Regions from separate parts of the Homo sapiens genome. Here region 1 is linked to region 2. A link is a loop called in an ENCODE intact Hi-C map of the cell type or tissue named here. Cell type or tissue: prostate gland. All regions are shown on one strand. Links, peaks and the distances in the headings refer to the core of each region. The heading gives the core; the rest is flanking DNA.

Region 1 (4,409 bases), core at 238-4,237, 110 kb before region 2:
TAAGGTCGGTGTTCATTTTCATTCTTTTGCATGGGGATATCCAGTTTTCTCAATGTCATTTGTTGAAGAGACTATCCTTTCCCCATTTTGTAGTCTTAACACCATTATTGAAGATTGTTTGACTGTTGTGATGGTTACTTTTAATCTGTCAACTTGACTGGGCTAAGGGATGCCCACAAAACTGGTAAAACATAATTTCTGAGTGTGTGTGTGTATGTGTATTTCCAGGAGAGATCAGCACTTGCCTTAGTAAACTGAGTAAAAATCACTCTTCCAATATGGGTATCATCTAATCCTTTTAGCTCCTGAAAAGAACAGAAAGGTGAAGGAAGGGTAAATTCGCTCTCTGTTTGATCTGGAACATCCATCTTCTCCTGCCCTGGGATGCCAGCACTGCTGGTTTTTGAGCCTTAGGACTTGGACTGGAAATTATAACATTGGCTCTCCTGGTTCTCAGGCCTTTGGGTTTGAACTGGCACTATACCACTGGCTTTCAGGGACCTCCAGCTTGCAGATGGCAGATTATGAAATTTCTCAACCCCCATAATCAAGTGAGCCCATCCCTCATAATAAATATCTGTCTGGTACTATTTTTCTGGAGAACCATGACTTATAAATCCATATATATGTAAGCTATTTCTGTTCTCCATATTCTGATCTATAATTGGTCTGTCACTAATGACAGTATCATATCGTTTGATTACTGCAGGTTTGTAATATATTTTAAAATTAGGAAGTGTGGGGCTTCCATCTTTGTTCTTCTTTCTCCAGGTTGTTTTGGCTATTTGGAATCCTTGTGGTTCCATATAAACTGTAGAATTGTTTTCATATTTTTAAAAAAAATTTTAACTTTTATTTTAGGTTCATGGGTACATGTGCAAGTTGGTTATATAGGTAAACTCATAACTCAGGCGTTTTTCTGTACAAATTATTTTGTCACCCAGGGACTAAGCATAGTACCTGATAGGTTTTGTTTTCCCCAAACCTCTCCCACTTCCCACCTCTTAGTCTTAAATAGGCCACAGTGTCTGTCGTTCCCTTCTTTCTGTCCATGTGTTCTCATTATTTAGCTCCCACTGTTAAGTGAGAACATGTATTATTTGGTTTTCTGATCCTTCATTAGTTTGCTGAATATAATGGCATTTGCTTTCATCCATGTTTCAACAAAGAACATGATCTCGTTCTTTTTTATGGCTGTGTAGATATTCCATGGTGTATATGTACCATGTTTTCTTTATCCAGTCTACTGTTGATGGGCATTTAGATTGCTTCCATGTCTTTGCTATTGTGAAGTGCTGCAATAAACATACAAATGCATATGTCTTTATGGTTTTTATATTTCTGTAAAAAATGCCGCTGGGATTTTGATAGAGAATGTATTGAATCTTTAGATTGCTTTGGATAGTATGGCCATTTTAATAATATTAATCTTTCCAATCCAAGAACATGGGATATATTTCCATTTATTTTATTTATTTTATTTTTGTCTTTAAATTTAACAATATTACATCTTCAAATCCGTGAGCACTAGATGTCTTCCATTTATTTGTATCTTCTCTAATTTATTTCAGAAATGTTTTGCAGTTTTCAATGTATAAGCCTTTTGTCTCCTTGGTTAAGTTTTTTCCTAAATATTTTGTTCTTATTGATGCTATTTTAAATGGAATTGTTTTCTTAATTTCCCTTTGATTGTTCATTGTTGGTATATAAAAATACAACTGATCTTTGTATGTTGATTTTGTATCCTGTTATTCATAAATTTGCTATTAGTTCTAAGAAGTTTATTCTTGTTTTTGTTTTTTGTTTTTGTGAAATCCTTATGATTTTCTACATATAAAATCATGTCATTTGTGAACAGGGACAATTTTACTTCCCTTCCAATTTGGGTGCATTTTATTTCTTCTTATCGCCTAATTGCTCCCGATAGTACTTCCAATGCTATGGTGATTAGAAGTGGTGAGGGTGAGTATCCTTGTCTTATTCCTGATCTTAGAGGAAAAGCTCTCCATTTTTCAGCATTGAATATGAAGCTAACTATGAGTTTTTCATATATAAACTTTATGAGGTCAATATAATTTCTTTCTACAGGTAGTTACTTAAGTGGGTTTTAAATCATTAATGAGTGTTTAATTTTGTCAAGTGCCTTTTACACACCTATTGAGATGGTCATGTGGTTTTTATATTTCATTCTGTTAACATGGTATATTACAGATTGATTTTCATATGCTGAACCATCCTTGAATTCCACAAATAAATCCCAATTGACATAGTGTATGATACTTTTAATGTGCTGTTGAATTTGGTTTTCTTGTATTTTGTTGAAGATATTTGCATCTATATTCATCAGGAATATTGGCCTTTAGTTTTCTTTTCTTCGTCATCAGGATAATTCTGTCCTCAAAATTAGTTTGGAAGTATTCTTTCCTCTTAAATTTTTTAGAAGAAATTTGAGAAAAGCTGCAATTCTTCTTTAAGTATTTGCAGTAATTCACCAGTGAAACCATCTGGTCTTGGGCTTTTTTTGTTGTTGTGAGGTTCTTTGATTATGGATTTAATCTTTTTGCTAGTTATACGTCTGTTCATATTTTCTATTTATTCATAATCCTGTCTTGGTAAGGTGATAAGGTAGGGGAATAAATTCCTAGAAATTTATTCATTTCTGTTGGTTATACAATTTGTTGGCAATATAACTGTTCTTAGTACTCTCTTATAATCCTTTAATTTCTGTAGCATCAGTTGTAATGGGCCCTATTGCATTTCTGATTTTATTTATTTGAGTCTTTTATCTTTTTTCTTAGTTGGTCTAGCTAAAGACTTGTCAATTTTGTTTATCTTTCAGAAAACCAAAAATCAGCCTTTAGTTGCATTTTTTTAAATTTTTCTAGTCTGTTTTATTTATTTATGCTCTGGTATTTATTATGTTCTTCTACTAAATTTAAACTTAGTTTGCTCTTTTTATAGTTCCTTGAGGTGTAAAGTTAGGTTGTATCTGAGGTCTTTCTTTTTCTTAATGTAGGCATTTATCACTACAAATTGCCTTGTTAGACTTGCTTTTGCTGCATCCCATAATATTGGTATGTTATGTGTCCGTTTTCACATGTCTCAAGATTTTCTTTTCTAATTTCAGGAGACTGTTAGTTAATTTTCACATATTTATGAATTTTCCAATTTTTATCCTGTTATTGACTTTTAGTTTCATACTACTGTGGTTTGAAAAGATACTTGACATGATAACAATCTTTTTAAATTTGTTAGTGCTTGTTTTATGGCCTAACATATGATCTATCCCAGACAATGTTCCATGTGCATTTGAGAAAAATGTGTTTTTTGCTATTGTTACATGAAATATTCTGTATATGTCTGTTATATCATATTGTTCAAGTATTGTTCAAGTTCACTATTTCATTAGTGATATTTGGTCTGGATGGTCTACTCATTGTCAAAAGTAGGGTATTGATGTGCTCTACTATTACTGTATTGCTATCTATTTCTCCTTTTATTTCTCTTAATATTTGCTTTATATATCCAGATGCTCAAATGATGGTTGCATATATATTTTCAACTGTTATATCCTCTTAATGAATCGACCAATTTTCTTAATAAAATGACCCTGAATATGAATATCCATTTTCTTCCCATTTGGGAAGTTTTCAGCCATTATTTATTTAAATAAACTTTCTTCTTATTTTTTTCCTTCCTCTGAAATTCCCATAATGTATAAATGTATATATTGATCTGCTTGATGATATCTCATAAGTCCCTTAAGCTTTCTTCACTCTTTTCCAATTTTTAAAAAATTTTTGATTTCTGACTGTGTAATTTCAAATGACTTCTCTTCAAGCTTATTGATTCTTCTGCTTGATCATGTCTGCTATTGATCCCTCTAGTGAATTTTTCTGTTCAGTTATTGTATTCTTCATGTTCACAGTTTCTGTTTGGTTTGTTCTTTTTTTATATTTCCAATTCTGTTGATATTCTTATTTTGTTCATATATTTTTTAGCTCATAAAGCATTTTTATAACAGTTATTTTTAATTCTTTTTGAGTAATTCATGTACCTCAGTTTCTTTACAATCAGTTATGTATGTATTTTGTTCCCTTCTTTGGGCCATGTTTCCCTGTTTCTTCATGTGTCTCATAGCTGCCTCCAGGCATTCAAACTATACCTGTTTCATTAGCACTTTGAATGAAGGGAGACAGAAAAGTCCACCAGGTATCCCTGCCTTCAAGAAAGAAGTTGTGAGCCAGGACTGTCTCTCCATGGGAAAGGGGGTAGGTAAAGGGAAATTGCCCTATTAACCTGTTTCAATGTGGCTATTCTTTGCTTTGTGCTTGCCTTGAGTACTGAAATGTCTTAACTAGAGTTCAACATTCTTACAAAGGTATTTTGGCCCATGTATCATTAAATTG
Region 2 (4,409 bases), core at 226-4,225:
TGGATTTCCTCTTGCAAAACATCCTGAATGAGGGGCTAATGGTTACTTTGAGCCTAAGGTGTGAATCCTCTCTGAAAAAACATGGATATCATTCTATATCATTCTTATAAAACTTGGATAATCAAGGGTTAGAAATTTCAAAAGTTTATTTTAAAAACTTCAAGCGACAAGAAGTCACTTGAAGCTTTTAAAATAAACTTTTGAAGTTCTGTAATTTTTTCGTGACTAAACAATGTTTTTAAAATGTGATAGTTTCTGTGGGCTCTCAACTTGTGAGAAAGTAGAAATGTGATTTCAACATTCAACTGGAATAAGAACTGTATGTTTTATGAGAAAAACAGCTTCTAAACATAAAGTTAATATAAAAACATGGCACTGGCACTATTGTAATAGCACATAAAACAAATTATGGGCAAGCAAAAAAAAAGAGAAAAAGATGCATGGGCATAACAGCAGGCTTTTTCTAAAATTATAAAGATTAAGTTAACCAAAAATTGTAGGGTTAATTGTGAACACCAGTTTCACACACACACATCTATCCATGTACACATGCACACACACATACACACAAACATTTAATGCTTGTTACATGTCACACCTACAATGACTCTTCCAGGTAATTTATTACCCTTACTTATAAACAGATCATGTTAACAGGACAGTATGAAGAATGTTTTCTATTTGCTGCTTCTTCAGATAGTGGCCTTTTATTTCAGTTACTACCTTTCAAATAATCTCTTGGAGTACCGAGGAACAGGTCTGAGCCAGAGGTGAATCAGCTGTTACCACTAAAAAGATGTCCCTGTACACCCCACCACTGTCTTCTCTATGGAAGGAGAATCCAGAGAATTGGAAATGTACCCTCATGACAGAGAAGATCACCTAATTATTAACAGTTTGCTCAGTAATCAAAAGACAACAAAATAAAACAGAGGTCACATAGCTTGCTGTACCTACTCGGAGCTACAGATAGTAATAGAGGAAAAGTTTTTCTAACTATGTGCGGTGATGCATGCCTATAATCTCAGCCACCTGGAGGCCAAGGTGAGCAATTACTTAAGCCCAGGAGCTCTAGACAAGCTTGGGCAACATAGCAAGGCCTCCTCTCAAGAAATAAAAGTTTTTGTGAACTCTAACTCAGTATCTAATGGCATTGACCACATTCACAGTAAAAAGGAAATAGAGACACAACTCAAGATGGAAGAAGGTCAATGGAACCTCAAAAAATCATCCCCACCAGAAGAGCTCCTCTGAGTGTGAGATTCGGATATGCCACAGATATAGCATTGAACCTCTTGAATAACTCCATAGAAATGTATTGCCAAGCAAACTTTAGATCTCACTTTAAAACCTGGCAGTTATTAAGTCTTAAAGAAATCATGGGAAAGTTTCTCCTTCTGTTATTGGAATTTTTTTTTTCTTCAAATACAAGAAGGAAATAATAGTATAATCATTTCTCTTTACATACAATGCACAACCCAAAGAAGTGATACATTGTGAGGTTTCTACTAACATGAATGTTACAGACGCCTAATGCTAATTCTCCCCAGTAATTTATGTTAAAGCTTCCTGCTTTCATCTCAAAATGTGTACTTAAAAGGACAGCCCCAGTATTCCTTTAGGATTATTTCCCCCCAACAAGTAGACAAAATCAATCAACAATGAAATAGTAAAAGTTGTAAACCCATCAAGTTAAGGTGCTTACACCGACAGCGTTACCTGCACACTGACCACAATGACCAAAGATGTGGCCATGGTAACTGCAAAGGACTGGTAGTCAGCAATATGTTGCCCATCTTCTCCAGCCACGTTGTAAAAGGCCCCATAGGGGATGAAGAAAAGGACTAATGAGGTGTAGATTCCATGCAACACGCAAATGAAAAATTTACGCTTGTTAAAAAGCAGATTCAGCTGTCCTGGTTTGTAGAGCTGGGGACAGTCCACGCTGTTCTGGTCACTCACATCCTGTAAACAGAGTGTAATTTCAGTGGAGAAGGATTAAAAAGAGTCAGAGAGGCCTTGTATTCCCTATCTTCAGAAATAGCAAATGCCTGTTTAAACATGTCCTAAAATGCACTACTCACTGGGCCAGAACAGGACATTATCTTGTTTGTATTCCCACAATAAACCAGAAGATAATAAAATGATCTCTACTTTACAGAGAAGGAGCTTGAGTCTCCAAGAGAGATTCATGAGAGGTCACACAGCTCGTAAGTAGCAGAACCAGGGCTTGGTTTGAGCCTAGCTATTTGGCTTCAAATTGAAGTTTCTTTCCTACACTCTCCTGCAGGCTGTCAGAAGCATTCGTGCTCCCAGAATTCCAGCACATCATGTGCAGCCAATGGGCCCCAGAAGTTAATTGTCAAGGTAGTGAGTGGTAGTGACCAGGAGATGACAGCAGAGAGCTGTGGAGTCAGAATTGTCAAATCAGAGCTCATGACTTTGGAGGGAAGTGAGCAGGAAGAAGAGAGCAGGGAAAAGGGGAAACTGCATTTGGGATTCCAGGTGAGAAGGAGGCTGGGATGAGGATCCTACCCAGTGAGAATTTTAACAGCAGTTACCAGGTGTTCAGGACAAAGAAAGAATATAGACAGAATGAGAAGGTGGCACATTTGACACCAACCAGGTCCCAAGAGAAACTAAATGCTTATCAAACCTAATGTGCACACAAATCGCCTGGGAAACAGATTGTGATTCAATAGGGCTGAGGGCCCAAGACTGCATTTCCAGCCAGCTCCAAAGTAATGCTGATAACCACAGTGAGCACCAAAGCCAAATGCCAAAAACCAAAAAGGATGGCAAGAATCAACCACAGGGGACATCAGAGGACCACAGGTGGAGGAGAAGAGGCGAAAGTGGAAGCAACACAGGTGGTGAACTATTGTGGGAGAGGAACATTCCCCTTCCTGCTTGTGGGATGGCCCAGGTCTCTCCAAACAGAGTCCCATGGAAAAACACAGGCATATTCTCTTTAGAAAGTCCTGTTTTTAGATGCTTTTGGATGCTTGTTCCCCTAGTTCAGTGACTGAGGGTTATGTGCGCAGGCTTTGAAACAAGACAGTCATGAGCTCAATCCCTGGTAACGGGTTTAGCTGGTGTGTTATCTTAAACCTGTTACTTAATCCGCCTGAGCCTTGGTTTCCTCATGCCCAGAAATGCAAACAATAACACCTCCCACATGGAACTATCGCCATGATTAAACCAGTATGTAAAGTATTTAGTAGAGTTCTTGCCACATCGTAAGTAATAAATATGCCAGATGCTTCTATAAATAACAATTAATAAAATAATGATAATAACAACAATAGCAATAATGTAGCAACCTCAAAGTTAAGAGGCCTGGTTCTAGTCTTAGCCGTGTCACTTATTGGCTGTGTGGCTTTAGGGAAATGACTCTCCAAGGCTTGGTTTCTGCCTTAAAAAATGAGCAGATCTGTTGATGATTGCTGAGGCCTGTCCAGCATAGCATTCCACGATCCTGTGATCAGTTTAAGGGCCAAGGTTGACAAAGCAGGAAAGGAGAGAGGAGCAGACACTCAACTTGATGGTAATAGGAAGCCTTATTATATTTTTTTTGAATTGCACAATAACCATCTTTTCCCAGAAACTGCTTTATTTTTATTATTTTATTCCACATTCTGGGCAGCTACAAAGCTCCAAGAAAAGAAACACTTGTAAACATGGGCGCTGAGAAATGAATGTGCTTAATCCTTTACATCTAAGGTCTTCAGAAGTTCATTACTTTTTTGTATAATTCCAGAAAATATGCCTTTCGCAAACTGCCCTTTTTACATATGAGAAGGGAGACTTAACAACTGACTACAAAGCCAGCCAAATGGGAGACTGGAGTGAGCTCATAATGTGAAGATTTATATTTTGCAATAGACGGCTTTGGCCCAGAAAATGAGGCCTAGCAAATAGGTCTAACAACAGCCTGGAGAAAATGTGGTCTCCTTAAAAATACTTTTTTAAAAAACAAAAAGTCTTTTTAAAAATAAGACACTCTAATTGTGCCACGGAAATTCCACTGGCTAGTCTTTCACTTCCCCACAGGCAGCCAGACTTTTTCCCCTTTCCAGGAAGTCCCTTCCAAGGCTCTGAGTATGCCAAGGATCTACCATTTTTGTGATTGATCCTCTCCTTTCTCCCCACTCAAGCACATTGATGCTGGGACAAAAGAAATCCATGCTCTTTCTTTCCTTGGCCATGGAGCTTCTCATCCTCCTCTCCCACTGGCAGACTGCTCTACTGGTCTGTGGCTCCTGTTCTGGGCTGTGTGTAACAAGGAAGTCTCACTGCAGATGTTCGCAACAAGGGAGTCTCACTGCAGGTGTTAGCCCCCTGTGTTCCAACCTAGCCCCATGATTTTCTATCATTGCATGGTTCTTTATAAGCTCTCAGAGGCTAAG

The links. A loop is a pair of places that touch in the nucleus more often than their neighbours do. Peaks named below come from ENCODE experiments on the same cell type or tissue, not always from the same donor. Only the 100,000 strongest peaks of a DNase experiment are listed, where the experiment ranks them.
Region 1: it touches region 2 in a loop (1.8-fold over the local background); 1 of 110 quality-filtered maps calls a loop at or near these places.

Annotation. Positions count from the first base shown.
Region 1 is chr15:49,763,115-49,767,523 of GRCh38, forward strand. No RefSeq gene overlaps it. Among named protein-coding and RNA genes, the nearest start is that of DTWD1, 140 kb to the left of the region's middle. In prostate gland, for the core only: no CTCF peak of the experiment used is centred there; no DNase peak of the experiment used is centred there.
Region 2 is chr15:49,874,559-49,878,967 of GRCh38, forward strand. It overlaps ATP8B4 (ATPase phospholipid transporting 8B4 (putative)), which reads right to left. Exons shown (of 28, transcript NM_024837.4): 25 at 1,720-1,965. LOC102724587 (a long non-coding RNA gene) reads left to right here and starts at 2,741. Exons shown (of 3, transcript NR_187946.1): 1 at 2,741-2,870. In prostate gland, for the core only: a CTCF peak has its summit at 2,324; no DNase peak of the experiment used is centred there; H3K27ac peaks cover 2,814 bases.